Linked DNA regions of Homo sapiens: region 1 is linked to region 2. Evidence: read pairs that join two places in POLR2A ChIA-PET (ENCODE). Cell type or tissue: CD4-positive, alpha-beta T cell. All regions are shown on one strand. Each heading gives the region's core, and the rest is flanking DNA. Links, peaks and the distances in the headings are about the cores only.

Region 1 (8,306 bases), core at 1,221-6,220, 740 kb after region 2:
GGGTTGGGCACCCCTGGACTAAGGGACATGGCAGGTAGTAGAAGAAAGGGTTAAATGGCTCTGAGAACTGGGCATGCTGAAATGGATATTTTAGAAAAGTAGAAAAATCCTCCAGATGATTCTGTACCACAGAAGGGCCCAGAGATACATCATTTACCGAGGCAATAAGGAATGTCCTGGTAAGAGGGGCGTCTGTGTCACTCACTAAGAAGGTCAACTGTGGCTCTTCTCCGGAGGATAGGGCTGATGGTAGGAGAGGTCCTTACAGAACTAGGCTCCCTGATAGGATTGGCAATGATACGACTCTAAAACAGAGTCTAGATGGCGACACTTCATTCTTAGAAACCATAACGACACAATGATCATAAAGTATGTCAAGGTCAAAGGGGCAGTCAGAGGGGGTCTTATTTGCAGAGATTTATGGAGATAGTTGCAGAACATGGTGTCTGATGGCTAATTTTATGTGTCAACTTGGCTGGGCCAAGGAGTACCCACAAATATTATTCCCAGTGTTTCTGTGAGGGTGTTTTTAGATGAGATTAACATTTAAATCAATGGAATTTGAGTAAAGCAGCTTACTCACAACAATGTGGGTGGTCCTCATCCAACCAATTCAAAACCTGAATAGGAGAGAGAAACGAGCCTCTCCTGAGACAGAGGGAATGCTCCAGCAGACAGCTTTTGGACTTAATTTGCAACATTAGCTCTTCCTGGCTCTACGGCAGATAGGCTTTAGTCTTGAACTGCAGCATAAGCTCATCTGGGTCTCCAGCTTGCCAGCCCACCCTGCAGATTTTGGACTTGCTAGTCTCTGTAATTGTGTGAGCCAATTCCTTACAATAAATCTCTTTCTTTGTACGTAAACATCCTATTGGTTCTGTTTTTCTAGAGAACCCTAACTAATACATGTCCCTGTTATAAAAATAGATGAGCCACCAAGGCTGGGTGTGGTGGCTCATGCCTGTAATCCCAGCACTTTGGGAGGCTGAGGTGGGTGGATCACCTGATGTCAGGAGTTCGAGACCAGCCTGGCTAAAATGGCGAAACCCTGCCTCTACTAAAAAGACAACAATTAGCCAGGCGTGGTGGCCTGCACCTGTAATCCCAGGTACTCGGGAGGCTGAGGCAGGAGAATCGCTTGAAACTGGGAGGTGGAGTTTGCAGTGAACTGAGATCACGCCAGTGCACTCCAGCCTGGGCGACAGAGTGAGGCTCTGTCTCAAAAATAAATAAATAAATATACTTTTTAAAATGAAATAGATGGGCCACCAAACTGGTATACTCAATCTATATGATCAAAATAAATCAAGGATGTATGATCAGGAGGTTGAGAACAGTCACCCCAATAAAAAGTCATAATCCCTTGCCCGGTTTTCAGAACTGAGCCAGTTTTCAGATCCAGAGTCTACTGACTTTAGAAGAGGTTGGGTCTCCAGGGTCAGACGCAGTGGCTCACACCTGTAATCCCAGCACTTTGGGAGGCCGAGGCGGGCGGATCACGAAGTCAGGAGATCAAGACCATGCTGGCTAACATGGTGAAACCCTGTCTCTACTAAAAATACAAAAAATTAGCCGGGCGTGGTGGCAGGCACCTGTAGTCCCAGCTACTCGGGAGGCTGAGGCAGGAGAATGGTGTGAACCCAGGAGGTGGAGCTTGCAGTGAGCCAAGATGGCACCGCTGCACTCCAGCCTGGGCGACAGAGTGAGACTCCGTTTCAAAAAAAAAAAAAGAAGAAGAGGTTGGGTCTCCAGAAGGAAAGACCCTGCAACACCTCAGCAAGTGTACGTATTAGAGTAATGTTTGCCTCCATCCTTTTCCAAAGAGAACTGTAGCCATTTACTTGGGTAACTATGCACAAGGACCATTGGACACAAGGTCCAAGTTGACTCTGATGACACTCAGAGACCTGAAGTGTCATCATGGGTCCGCTGTTAGAATAGGGGCATACAGGGATCAGGTAATAAATGATCCCCTGCTTAGGGACAGCTTACAGCTCACGTGGGTTCACTGTATCTAGAGACTCATCCAGTGGTCATTTCCTCATTCCTCAAATGTATAATCGAAATAGACATACAGTTATGTGCCACATAACAATGCTTATATAACAGTGGTCCCATAAAATTATGATGGAGGTAAAAAATTCCTATTGCCTGTGATGGCACAGTTGTCATAATGTCATAGCATAACATTATTCAAGTGTTTGTGGTGTTGCTGGTATAAACAAAACTACTGCACTGCCAGTTATATAAAAGTATAGCACATATAATTATGTATAGTAAGTAACACTTGATAATGATAATACTGGCTTCTGTATTTACTATACTATACTTTAAGTGGTTATTTTAAAGTATACTCAGGTCCGGCATGGTGGCTCATGTCTGTAATCCTAGAACTTTGGGAGGCCAAGGCGAGTGAATCACTTGAGGTCAGGAGTTCAAGACCAGCCTGGCCAACATGGTGAAACCCATCTCTACTAAAAATGCAAAAATTAGTCAGGCATGGTAGCATCTGCCTGTAATCCCAGCTACTCAGGAGGCTGAGACAGGAGAATCACGTGAACCTGGGAGGCAGACGTTGCAGTGAGACGAGATTGCACCGCTGCACTCTACCCTGGGTGACAGAGCAAAACTCTACCTCAACAACAACAAAAAATAATAAAATAAAGTGAACTTCTTCTATTTATATAAAAAGAAGTTAACTGTAGAGTAGCTTCAGGTAGGTTCTGTCCATCATGATTTATTCTAGAAGAAGGCATTGTCATCCTAAGAGGTGATAGCTCTATATGTGTTATTGTCCCTGAAGACCTTCCTGTGGGACCGGATGTGGAGGTGGAAGACAGTGATATTGATGATCCTGATCCTGTGTAGGCCTAGGCTCGTGTGTGTTTGTATCTTTGTTTTTTGATTTTTGTTTTTGTTTTTTTGTTGAGACGGAGTTTTGCACTGTTGCCCGGGCTGGAGTGCAGTGGCACAATCTTGGCTCACTGCAACCTCCGCCTCCCGGGTTTATGCCATTCTCCTGCCTCAGCCTCCTGAGTAGCTGGGACTGCAGGCACACACCACAACGCCTGGCTAATTTTTTGTATTTTTAGTAGAGATGGCGTTTCACCGTGTTGGCCAGACTGGTCTTGAACGCCTGACCTCGTGATCTGCCCGCCTCAGCCTCCCAAAGTGCTGGGATTACAGGCGTGAGCCACCGTGCCCAGCCGTGTCTTCATTTTTCACAAAACGTTTAAAAAACGTTTAAAAAATAAAAATAAAGGCCAGTGCTACTCAGGAGGCTCAGGCAGGAGAATAGCTTAAAGCCAGGAGGTGGAGGTTGCAGTGAGCCGAGATCACACCACTGCACACCAGTCTGGGTGACAGAGAAGACTCCATCTCAAAATAAATAAATAAATTTATTAATTAATTAAAAAAATAAAATAAAATAAAAAAATTTAAAAATAGAAAAAAGCTTATAGAATAAGGATATAAAGAAAGAAAATATTTTTGTACAGCTGTACGTGTATTTTATGTTTTAAGTTGTGTTATCACAAGAGTCAAAAAGTTCTTAAAAAATGAAAAAGTTTATAAAGTAAAAAAATTATAGTAAGCTAATGCTAATTTATTATTGAAGAAAAAGTTTTAAAAATAAGTGTAGTATAGCATAAGCATATAGGGTTTATAAAGTCTACAGTAGGTACAGTAATGTCCTGGGCCAACACATTCACTCACCACTCACTCACTGACTCACCCAGAGCAAGTTCCAGTCCACAGACTCCATTCATGGTAAGTGCCCTATACCGGTATATCATTATTTCTCTTTTATATCATGTTTTTATAGTACCTTTTTTGTTTAGATACACAAATACTTACCATTGTGTTCCAATTGCCTACAGTATTCAGTAGTGATATGCTGTACAGGTTTGTAGCCTAGGAGCAATAGGCTCTACCACACAGCCTGGGTGTGTAGTAGGCTATGCCATCTAGGTTTGTTAAGTACACTCTATGACGGTCACACAATGACAAAATTGCCTAATAACACATTTCCTGGAACACATCCCATTGTTAAGCAACATGACTGTGCCTGGTAATTGGCACATACTAGATCATTAGCCTGTTTCTCCTCCCACCCTCCACACTCTGAAAGTCCCCAGTGTGTGTTGTTCCCCTTTTCATTGTGTAGTAAAAACTAGCGTAGTGGGGAAGGCGAAGTAGTAGCTTCCGAAAGTGCACATGTTCCCTGGCCAAGATAATAAATATATACTGGAGGAGATGGTGAAAATTAGGACCATTGTTAGACATTTTAGGATTCAGGGCTGGTAATCCTCATATATCTTCATTTAATTTACCAGTCCTCCCCCTGAAAACACTAAACAGATATTGTAGAATGGCAGTAGACTCTCAAACTCAACCAATTATGGCACCAGTGGCATCAATCGTAGCACTGTCCCAGATGAGGTATCTTTGCTTGAGTAGATTAACATGGTCCTAGGTACATGGCTTATGGCTTTTGATTTGGTGAATACAATCTTTCCTATCCCCATAAGAAAATAGGATCAGAAACAGTTTGCATTCACATGTAATAGACCACAGCAGAAATGTACAGTTTTGCCCTAGGGCTATGTTAACTCTCCTGTCCTCTGTCATCCTATAGTCCAAAGAGATCTGGACTATGTCAACATCCTGTTCAACATCATTTTGATAAATGACATCATGCTATCAGGTGGAATGAGCAAGACGTGGCTATAATGCTGGAAGTCTTTATGATGCTGGAAGCTACATTCACTTCCGAGATGTGAAATAAACCCTATAAAGACTCAGGAACTTGACACAAGAGTGAAAAGTGATCAGGTGCATGCTGGGATATTTCACCTGAAGTAAAGAATAAATTGCTGCTGGGCGAAGTGGCCCACACCTGTAATCCCCAGCATTTTGGGAGGCCAAGGCAGGTGGATCACTTGAGGTCAGGAGTTTGAGACCAGCCTGGCCAACATGGTGAAACCCCGTCTCTACTAAAAGTACAAAAATTAGCCGGGTGTGGTGGTGGGCACCTGTAATCCCAGCTACTCAGGAGGCCGAGACAGGAGAATCGCTTGATCCCGGGAGGTGGCGGTTGCAGTGAGCCAAGATCACGCCACTGCACTCCAGCCTGGGTGACAGAGCAAAACTCTGTCTCAAAAAAAAAAAAAAAAAAAAAAGGAATAAATTGCTGCATCTTACATCTCCTGTTATGAAGAAGGGAGAACAAATCTTGGGTCTCTTCAGATTCTGAAGGCAAGTTAGTCCAATCAGGCAATGCTGTTTTACCCATGTACCAGGTTTCTAGAAAAGGAAAAGGCTCTGAAGCAGGTCTGTATTGTCATGCAAGTGGCCTTGCTGCTTGAACCAAACAACCCGCAGATCCTATAGCATTAAACGTGTCGGCGGTAGGGAAAGACACCCAATGGAGTTTATGGTAAGACTCAATGGGAGAATCACAAGCAGCCCTAGGTTTCTGGATCATAGTTGTTCCATCCATAGTAGAGAATTATATGCCTTAAGAAAAGCTACTAGCATGATACTGGGCACTGAGAGAGGTGAAAAGCCTGACCATTAAGCACCAAATGACCATAGGGCTACACTTGCCCTTCGTCAGTTGGTTTCCATCAGAGCCACCAAGCACTGCAACTCTATTTTAAGAGATGGAAGTGGTGCATCCAGGATCAAGCACAAGTCATACTGCAGGCACAAGCAAGCTGTGCAGGCAAGAAGCTTGGAATCCTGTGTCATCCAACACTTTTTTTTTTTTTTTTAACTTTTAAGTTCAGGGTTACATGTGCAGGTTTGTTACTTAGGTAAACTTGTGTCATGAGGGTTTGTCATACAGATTATTTCATCACCCAGGTATTAAGCCAGTACCCATTAGTTATTTTTCCTGATCTTCTCCCTCCTTCCACCCTCCACCTTCTGAAAGGCCCCAGTGTGTGTTATTCCCCTCTATGTGTCTATGTGTTCTCATCATTTAGCTCTCACTTATAAGTAAGAACATCTGGGATTTGGTTTTCTGTTCCTGAATTAGTTTGCTAAGGATTATGGCCTCCAGCCATCCATGTCCCCGCAAAGGACATAATCTTGTTCTTGTTTATGGCTGCATAGTATTTCATGGTGTATATGGACTATATTTTTTCAATCCAATTAGGTTGATTGCATGTTTTTGCTACTGTGAATAGTGCTGCAATGAACATATGCGTGCATGCCAACATTATTTTTTTTTAAGAGACTGGGTCTCGCATGGGCTAGAGTATGGTGATGCAATCATAGCTCACCACAGTCTTGAATTTCTTGACTCAAGCAATCCCACCTCAGCATCCCAAGTAGCTAAGACTACAGGCATGCACCACCATGCACTTTGTATCCTTCAATCCAATCAAGTTGACACTCAGTATTAACCATCACAAGTCCACCCCTTGTCAACTTGGACCCATACACATCTCCTGAGATCATACATAATCTTCAAATAAAGACAATAAGTTCATAATTATGCCCAACATAATACCACTGTCCTTCGTACAACTGGAAATGCAATAATCCCCAACTCAAATACTATTACATAAAGTTAACAATACTTAAACTCTCATGTGAAGTCAATAAATCTTGTCACATGATAAAGGACAAGGAAATAAAATAAAGATATTTTCTTAGTACAAGTGTATACATGCACCAACATGTTTTTAGCAAAAGAAGGAGGAAATGGCCAGGCATGATGGCTCAAGCCTATAATCCCAGCACTTTGGGAGGCTGAGGTGGGCAGATCACCTGAGGTCAGGAGTTCGAGACCAGCCTGACCAACATGGTGAAACCCCATCTCTACTAAAAGTACAAAATTAGCCGGACATGATGGCACATGCCTGTAATCCAACTACGTGGGAGGCTGAGGCAAGAGAATCGCTTGAACCCAGGAGGCGGAGGTTGCAGTGAGCTGAGATCACGCCATTGCACTCCAGCCTGGGCGACAGAGCAAAAAAAAAAAAAAAGAAGGAAATACTCATGACAATTACAGCCCCTGTTTCTGCAGTTGGTCACGTGGTCATAGCTGGTATTGATAACTACCTTCTTCTACTACTCATTCTGTATTCCCTTTGCCTTCAGCAAGCACCTCAGCAGGTAGTGTTTTTTTTCCCTGGTGGAGTGACCCAAACCTTCATTCCTGAGGGGTCTGGGCCATTTGTACTCCTGCCTGGATTGGGCTGTTGTAGTTTCTTATTGACCTTAATCACAGGGCATGGTAATACTAAGAGATGCCCTAATGGATTTCCCATATTCCATGCACACTCTTCCTCACCACCATTGTGAGTAGTAGACTGATTTCATGTTGAGGAAAAATGTTAGCCGGGTCAATCACCCCAGCCAACACTGTAACTCCCTTCTTAGCCTGTTGACTTAAAGGTAGGAGAAGCCCAAAGTGTCCAGGTGGTAATCTTAACTTCCAGTTTAATGGAATCCTTGTTGGGTCTCCTGGTGGCAGCATTCCTCCCTCTGGAACTAGGACCTATAGGCCAGCAGAACGTAATGTCACAAGAACAGGAAGCAAACATTTTGCTAGTGGATCGCTAGGGGTGATGGTGAATGGTGCCATTTCCACTTTCACCCCTTGATTCCTGGACCTGTGAATCCTGGCTATGGGAGAAACAATACCATATATTGGACACTGAATCAGAGCATACATGGCCTTCTGGGGAACTTTGCCCCAGTCCTGCAAAGTATTGTCACCTAGTTGGCGTTGTAATTGTGACTTCAAAAGGCCATTCCACCATTCTGTCAATCCACCTGCTTCAGGATGATAGGCAACATGGTGAAACCAGTGAATTCCATGAGCGTGAGCCCACTGCCGCACTTCTTTAGCCACAAAGTGAGTGCCTTGGTCAGAGGCAATGATGTGTGGAATACCATGATGGTGGATAAGGCATTCCATGAGTCCATGTATGGTAGTCTTGGCAGAAACATTGCGTGCAAGATAGGCAAACCCATATCTGGGCTAAGTGTCTATTCCAGTGAGGACAAACCTCTGCCCTTTCCGTGATGCAAGAGGTCCAATATAATCAACCTGCCACCAGGTAGCTGGCTGATCACCCTGAGGAATGGTGCCATATCGAGGGCTCAGTGTTGGTTTCTGCTGCTGGCAAATTGGGCACTCAGCAGTGGCCATAGCCAGGTCAGCCTTGGTGAGTGGAAGTCCATGTTGCTGAGTCCATGCATAACCTCCATGCCTGCCACCATGGCCACTTTGTTCATGGGCCCATTGGGCAATGACAGGGGTGGCTGGGGAAAGAGACTGAGTGGTGTCC
Region 2 (8,306 bases), core at 1,467-6,466:
CTCATTCACAAAATATTTGTGAAATTTGCACTAGTCATTGTACCAGGCCCTGAAAACACACTGATCAGTAAGACAATATTTTCCTTTTGTTTGATAGCCCTGGATTATGTTTTCCCAGGAAGACAGCTCCCTACCACTGAGATGTGTGTTAGGGGAGCCCGAGTTGTCACTTTTCTACGAGACTTTCAGTCATAAGGGAAAACCTGTCTAGGTCCTAGTGGTTGAGAAATCTCTAAGAGGTGAAGCTGAACCCAGAGCTACACATACAGCTAATCTTTTCGAAATGTTTAGAAGTAAAGCAATCTGAAGGAAATTCAGAACCACAGAATTTACTGACTGAAATACATCCTATTGTTCATACCAAGAATAAGAGTGGAGAGGGACTATTGTTTTCCTGGTAAAATTATAATGGAGGCAGAAGAGCATCAGCCATGGAAGGTAAGCTTTTACTCTGAATTGCCAAAGTGGAACTTCATGCCCACTTGAATTGATCCATTAGAACTAATGGATCCAGAATCCACGATCAGACAAAACTGTGATTGACAAGGGAAAAAAACAAACTTTAGAAGAATGTTTCCAGATGTTCAAAATGATTCATCAGCTTACTAGTAGTTGGGAAGGTATTCTAATGGTCACAAGAGATATCATTAAAGAATTTGCAGACCAAATCTCCTCTCTGGTGTACATTAACGACGTGCATTGTGTTGTTTGTTTTAGAGACAGGGTCTCTCTCTGTTGCTCAGGCTGGAGTGTCGTGGCTTGCTGTAGCCCTGGACTTCTGGGCTCAAGTGGTCCTCCCACCTCAGAGGGATTACAGGTGTGGGCCACTATGCCTGGCCTGATGTATAGTATTAACAAGTGAGTTATTAAGTACAAAGTAGAAAATCCAGTCAGGCATCATATGTTTAATGGAGGAAAAAAAAAAAGGCCTGCAACAATTTCTTTTGTTCTTCCTTGTTTTGTTTTTTTCACTCTGAGAAAAGGATATTTGCTCAGTCGAGCTGCACTGTCACAAGCAGAGGCTGCTCCCTGCATCAAAGGCACTTGTGAGACGATGCCACTGAGTGGATGCAGAATCATATTTTATGGTAGTTACTGAAATGTGGGTTATTCAATCACTCCTCAGGGACTGATAGTTTATCAGGCCAGGAGCAAGCTGTGATGTGCTAAAACCTCTCTGGATGGAGATGAGCAGATCTGAATATGGTCTGGAGGAATTTGTGACCCTCCTTCAATAAGAGCGGCATAAGGAGGTATTACGTAGTGTCACTGGGGCCCTCTTAGAACCCTGTCGATAACCCAAAGAGACCTAGGTCATCTTATGCCCTAATATGTGTAAGCTCGGTAATCATTTGGGGGTAAAATTTTTGAAACAATTACTATAAAGTAAGTGTTTACATGAGATAAGGAGAAGATTCCTATCTTGCATTTTCGAACTGTAGAATCAGTTCCATGTTATGCTGGTGAGAGTAGTGAAAGTGAAGGAGAGAAGAAACCTGCCAATTAGTAGAACTCTTTAAACGGAGATTCAAAAAAAGGATATTAACCTAAGTATCCAACAGCAGGAGAATGGTTAAATAAAGGTTAATGGCATATTAGGCAACCATAAAAATATTTGCGAAGACACTTTAATGACATGGGGAAATATATATACCTAGGAGCATCTCACTTATTTAAAAATGGGTATATGAGCAGGGCACAGCGGCTTACTGCCTGTCAGCTCAGCACTTTGGTAGGCCAAGGTGAGAGGATCACTTGAGGCCAAGAGTTTGAGACCATCCTGGGGAACACAGAAAGAACCCACCTCTACAAAAAAATTTTTAAAAATTACCCAGGCATGGTAGCATACACCTGAAGTCCTAGCTACTCAGGAGGCTAGGGCAGAAGAATCGCTTGGGCCTGGGAGTTTGGGGGTACAGTGAGCCACAATCATGCCACTGCCTTCTAGCCTGTGTGACAGAGCGAGACCCTATTTCTAAAAAAAAAAAAAAAAAAAAAAAAAAAGAACAAATGTGTATGTATACTTAAAAAAACAAAGACAGTTGTTATCTCTAGGTGGTGAAATTACAGGTTATTTTTATTTTTATTTGTGATTTTCTGTGTTTTACTAGAGATTTTCCACCAAAAATAAGCATTTTATAATCTGGGTAAAAGGGTATTTTACAGGAAATTTTTCTCAAAACCACTCTTGCAGAGTCCCCCGCCCTGCCCCTCAAGAACAGAGCACTCAACCTTGGAAGAACATCATCTCTGGTGCCCTGGATGTGAGAAACACTAAGTCTGAGCAGGACTGAGAGGAAAGGAACCTAAGTTAGGAAAAGGGCTTGTTGTTGTTGTTTTCTTAGAATGAGCATTTAAATTTTTACAGCAATTTGCCAAAGTAATTTCATGTCTGTTGAATTTAAAAATAATTTTCAAATGGGCTTGTATACTGTGTGTGCTTTCTGGGTTTTTTTTTTCTTTTTTCATTTTTCTAGGACTTTTTTCCCCCAACTTAATAAAATTTGCATTTACTAAAATGTACCCATAAGGATCATGTTTTCACTCATCTTTAACCATGCCCTTGTCACAGCATAAAATGAAAATGTAGTTGTTCAAATAGGAACGCTAAAGTTGAAGGATGAAATAGTTGATGATCTCTTCACATGTATTTTCTATGTGTCCTTTCTAGGAATGACTAAAAAGACTTAGTCATTCCTAAGTGAATGTGAATCTATACTTGAAAGTATAAAACGGTCCAAACAAGAAAACTTAGACACTGACGTTAGGTAAGGACATTGTACCTTAGTAGTTAACATTTTAAAAAAAACAGAATGTGAATTTTTACTGTTTTGATTGTGGGTGTAATGGATTTTTTTAAATTAGCTATTAATTGATTTCTAAAATAGAAAATAAAATCAAGAACCCTACTGTTTAAAGTGAGAATACAATTCTGAATTTATTCATATGGCAATAAAATTCTGAGTATTTTTACTTGAGTAAACAAAAGACAACATTTCAAGGAATTTGGAATAAAGTAGAGAAGGCAGGGAAATGAACAACTGTGTGTGACAAGGGACACAAAGCAAAGTTAAAAGCCAGAGACAATAACTTTACTGTTTGAGGACATCTTACGAATCAACAGGAAAGAGACTAATATCATAACAGGGAAAAATATGTGTAAGCAATATATACACAAATTAAGAAAGAAATCATAACTTTCTAAATAACTGTTAATATTGATATAAATTATTAATATTCATATTGGAATCAAAAAGAGATTCAAACAATACAGACGCTAGTAGGGCAACGATCAACATGACCTCTATGCTGGCAAAACATATAAAAAGCTTTCAAAATGTGTCATATTCCCAGTCAAGTCATCGCAAAAAAAGAAAACTGCAAACCAATATCCCTCACAACAACAGAAAGATCCTTAACGAAAATATTAGCAAATAGAATCCTATAATATAAATATAAAGAAATCTTGCTTAAATGGAGTTTTTCAAAGGAATTTAAATTTGATTCAACATGTAGCAGGGGGAAATCAATACACCATAATCAACAGGCTAAAAACCACCACGTCATCACCTTAATGTTTACAGAAAAAGCATCTGACACAAGTCACAATTCATTTTATCATAAAAACACTAAGCCAGCTAGGAATAGATGGAAGCTTCTCAAACTCATAGGCATTTACAAAAAAAACTTACAGCTAACATCAGATGTAATGGTAAAAGACTGAATGCTTCCCCCTCAGTAAGATCAGGAACAACACAGCAATATCTACTCTCACCACTTCTATTCCACAGATCCTACTCGGTAAAATCAAGCAAAAGAAAAAGAAAGAAAAAAGAAATATATGGTCCACAGATGAAAAAGGAAGAAATGAAACCATCCTCATTCACAAACCTCATAATCAGTTACAAAAGAAAATCCCAAGAAACTCCCAAAAAGCCACAAGAACTAACAGGTCAGTTTAGAATGATCAGTCTACAAAAAACAAACTATTTCTATATACTGGCAACAAATAATTGGAAATTGAAATTTTAAAAATACCATTTATGATAGCATTAAAAAATATCAAATAGTAAGAGATGACTCTAACAAAATATGTGCACATTACATGTGCTTAAAGTTATAAAGCAATGCTAAAAAGACACTAAAGAAGGCCTAAATAAAAAGGTATTGTTATGATGTCAATTCTCTCCAGTTAGATTTACAGATTCAATGCAACCTCAATGAAGTCATCGGCAAGCTTTTTATACGAAGTAACTAGCTGATTCAAAACCTTACATGAAAATGCCATGGTCCAAAAATAACCAAAGCAATTTTAAGAAAATATATATCAGTTGACAGACTCAAAGATCTGATTTAAGACTTAGTATAAAGCTACACTAATCAAGATTGGTGTTATTGGTGAAAGGACAGACGTATCTTTGAAAGTCAACTGACTTTCAAAGAGTCAAGGTAATTCAATGGAAAAAGCATAGTTTTTTCCAAACAAATGGTACTGGATCAACTGGATACCCATATGCAAAAAAAAGTGTACCTTGACCCTTACTTAGCATTATATACAAAAATTAAGGTGAAGAGGATCCTAGCCCAAATTGTAAGTGCTAAAACTATAAAACCTCTGGACGAGAACATAGGAGAAAATCTGTGACTTTGGGTCAATCACAGATTTATCAGATACGACACATATATAAATTACCTAAAATGTGATTGAAATCAGACTTCAAAATTTAAGATACCTGCTCTTTGCCAGACACTCAAAATAAAAACAAGCCATAGATTGGGAGAAAGTATTAGCAAAATATATCTGATTAAGGATATGTATTCAGAATATACAAAGAACTCGTAGAACTTACTAAGGCAACACAATTTCAAAAGAGAGACAAAAGACTTGAAGACATTTCACCAAAGAAGATATATGAATGGCAAATAAGCACATGTAGAGATGTTCAGTCATTAGGGAAATGCAAATTAAAACTGCAGTAGGGTATCACTACATGCCTACTAGAATGGCTAAAATTAAAAGACTGACAATACCATGTGCTGACACGATGGGATGCAACTCGAACTCTATACACTGCTGGCAAGAACACAAATTGGAAGAGCTGATTTGGAAAACAACTGGGGAGTTTCTCAAAGTTAAATATACCCTTAACATATGTTCCCAGTAACCCTATTCCTAGAAAATAACCCCACTCGTTTCCCCAAGAAATGAGAAAATTATCTACATAAAAATGTATATGTTTATAATGACTTTTGTCATAATCACCAAAAAATGGAAACAACCAATGCCAATTTAAAGCTTAAGAAAACCTACATCCATCCAATGAAATACTTACTCAGCAATTAAAAGGAACAAACTACTGATGCATGCAATAACGTTAAGCTAAATGAAAGAAGCTAGACACAAAAGACTAAATACTGTATTATCCTATTTATATATCATTCTGAAAAATGCAACACTACAGGGGTAGAAATCAGATCAGTGGTTGCCAGAGGTTGAGTGAAGGGTAAAGCAATTGCAAAGGGAATAAGAAATGTTTTGGGGTGATGACGCTGTTCTATTCTTAATTGTGGTAATTACACAACACCATACATTTGCCAAAACTCAAACTGTATATATTAAAGAGTTAGATTGATTTAGATAACTGACATAGAGTAAAACTTTTTTAAAAGCTTAAAAAGTTGTTTTGCTATATACATTTTTCAAATGCCAGATGAGCTATTAGTACTTAGACACATGTCCTACTTACGTGAACAATTCATGGTATTATAAAACTATATCATTCCTTCTCATCTTAATTTGAAGCTTTGGTTATGTTCATGATTCTTAGAAAGTGATATACATAATAGTTAATACAGTGGCTAAATTATTTAAAACGAAAATCTAACTTCTTGTATTTACTTTGCTGATAAAATGAGTCTTAACTACAGACTTAAAATGATCTAATTTGAAGCAGGATGAGACAGTACAGGATTATTGGACAAGAGCATAAATATTAAAGTCAGAACACCTATGTTCAAATTCCAGCTTTGCCATTTACTACCTGTGTGCCTCACTACAGTACTATATTGCTTCTGTGCCACAGTTATTTTTTTTCCGTCACCTGTATAATGAGATAGTAGTAACGACCTTTATTTCAAGCACTAAATGAGATAATGTTCAGAAAATGACTAACACATAACACATATTAAGTGTTCAATAAGCACATTTTCTAGGTTTTTTTTTTAATTTTTAGTTACTTAAAGAAACACTCTTCTAAGTTTCACAGTCAAAATCTATTATGTATTTCCTACTGTGAATCTTGAAATTTTATTCAACATTGTATAAAGAGTAAGAATCAAGCTTCATTTTTTATTCAATTCCCTTTTAAAAAGATGATCAAGAATAAAGGCATATGAAGTAGGAAGGGGAATAAGGGAGAAGGGGAAACACATTTACTGTGCACCTACAAAAGCATCCTAGAAAACAAGTGCTTTATCTAAATGGATTATTTCTTTTGTTCCTCCTAGAAGATGGCTACGGAGAAACAAAGGATTTACAGGAAAACTTTTCATAAACATTCATAAGTAGCCTTTAAAAAAGAACTGTTCAATTTCTATTTAAGACACTGGCTTGGTTCCCATAAACAAATGTCGCACTAAGAGTAAAACTTATATTTAAATAATTACAACTGTTCCTTATAATTTAATCAATCAGAAAGCAGTATCTTAAGAATTTTAACGAAGGATCCTCATGCCATAAACCAAAAAACTTCATTGCCTTCCTTTGAGACTTAATCAGGACTTTGGCAACTTTTAAAACACAGCATCAGAAAACCAGTAAATAAGATTAAAGTTGTTAACCTCTTAGAGCTCCCAAAGTTATGAAAAATATGAAAATTCATTGGCACTTATTCTGTGTTTAAGTATGGGGGAAAGGAGGAAGAGTTCATTGCAAAGAAACCCAGTCTAAGTTTCTTAGTTTTCACTTTCTCTCAGTCCCCAAAAGGCAACAATAAGCACATAGTAAGACAATGTAATAGAAGACCCTCCACTGGGAGTAAACTTACCTGTAATGTTTTCTCGTCTTTAAGGTCCAATCCAAACACATTATGCCGCTTCACCTTCAAGAAATCAGCATCTTCTTCCTCCTCATCTCTGTCCAAGAACTGTGTAGGAACTTCCTTGATCTTCTGTGCCTCACTGGTGTTAGGAAGAGATGGGGCTTGAGATCCTTTTGCTTTTGCCAGTTTCTCTTCCATTTCTTCTTCATCGTCTTCTTCTTCTTCCTGTTCTTCATTACCAGTATCATTATCCTGTCTGTGCTCTGTCCCTTCGAGTCTTTTTCCACCTTTTTGAAGGATGGACATTTTCTCATTGAAGTAGGCTCTAAATTCTTCCACTTCGTCATTGGTGAGGGAGGGAGCCCTTGGCTCAATTACTTTATCGGCTTGGCTCCTTACCAATTCTTTGGTGGGTTGTTTCTGCATTTTCTGAAGAAATCTTACGCGTGGTGCCACAGCAAGACCAAGAGACCTTAAATATGGAAAAACGTGAAAACAGTCATCTCAACACTGATGATATGTTTATAGGTGTCATAGAAGAGTTTCTCAAGAGCAGAGATTCCTAGAGCTTTTTTAAAGAAAATGTTCCTGTGAGATACAACTCAATACTAACAGGTTAGTTGATCCAAAAAGTAAGGCAAAATACACTCAACACCTGTCAGAAAACATTTTAGACACTATTTTTTCTTTAAGAGGGTAACATGGAATAAGATAAAGAGCACTGGACCAGAAACAAGATAACAGTTCAAGTACTAGACCTGCCAATTTCCAATTCAACCCTCTCAGCTTCAGCTTCCTTATAACATGGGGATAACAGTACCTGCCAGGCCTAACTCACAGTTGCTGTAAGGATCCAATTAACTAACTACATGAGAGTACCTCATAAAATGTTAAGTACTAAATAAACCAGAGAAGACATGACCATGAAAGGACAAAACAGTTCTCTACAGAGAAAGAACTGGAATGTGGTCCCCATCTCCCTTCCTAAAAGAGAATATGGCACAATCATTGCTATAAAAATGGATTTTATAAACCAAACACCAAAAAAAGAAATTAAAAAATATTGTTTTCTCCATCAATGATCAATATTCAATTTATTATCATGTCTTTCCCAGCTTGGATCAAAGCTAATAGCTTCATTAAGTTCTCAATGATCGAAGGGAAATAAAATCTTAGATTTTATCAAGGATTGCTCTGAATAAACAGTAACATCATAACATGGACCCACTGCTCTTTTCCTATCTGACATGGTTCAAAGAAACTGAG

Evidence for each region. ChIA-PET counts read pairs that join two places held together with the same protein. Peaks named below come from ENCODE experiments on the same cell type or tissue, not always from the same donor. Only the 100,000 strongest peaks of a DNase experiment are listed, where the experiment ranks them.
Region 1: POLR2A ChIA-PET joins it to region 2 with 7 read pairs; 2 of 35 experiments call an interaction of 5 or more read pairs at or near these places.

The regions. Positions count from the first base shown.
Region 1 is chr11:107,984,373-107,992,678 of GRCh38, reverse strand. No RefSeq gene overlaps it. Among named protein-coding and RNA genes, the nearest start is that of CUL5, 20 kb to the left of the region's middle. In CD4-positive, alpha-beta T cell, for the core only: no CTCF peak of the experiment used is centred there; a DNase peak (open chromatin) is centred at 4,068.
Region 2 is chr11:108,722,203-108,730,508 of GRCh38, reverse strand. DDX10 (DEAD-box helicase 10) reads right to left here. Exons shown (of 18, transcript NM_004398.4): 13 at 7,047-7,512. The region is part of intron 2 of LOC124902750 (a long non-coding RNA gene); the gene reads left to right. Among named protein-coding and RNA genes, the nearest start is that of DDX10, 61 kb to the right of the region's middle. In CD4-positive, alpha-beta T cell, for the core only: no CTCF peak of the experiment used is centred there; no DNase peak of the experiment used is centred there.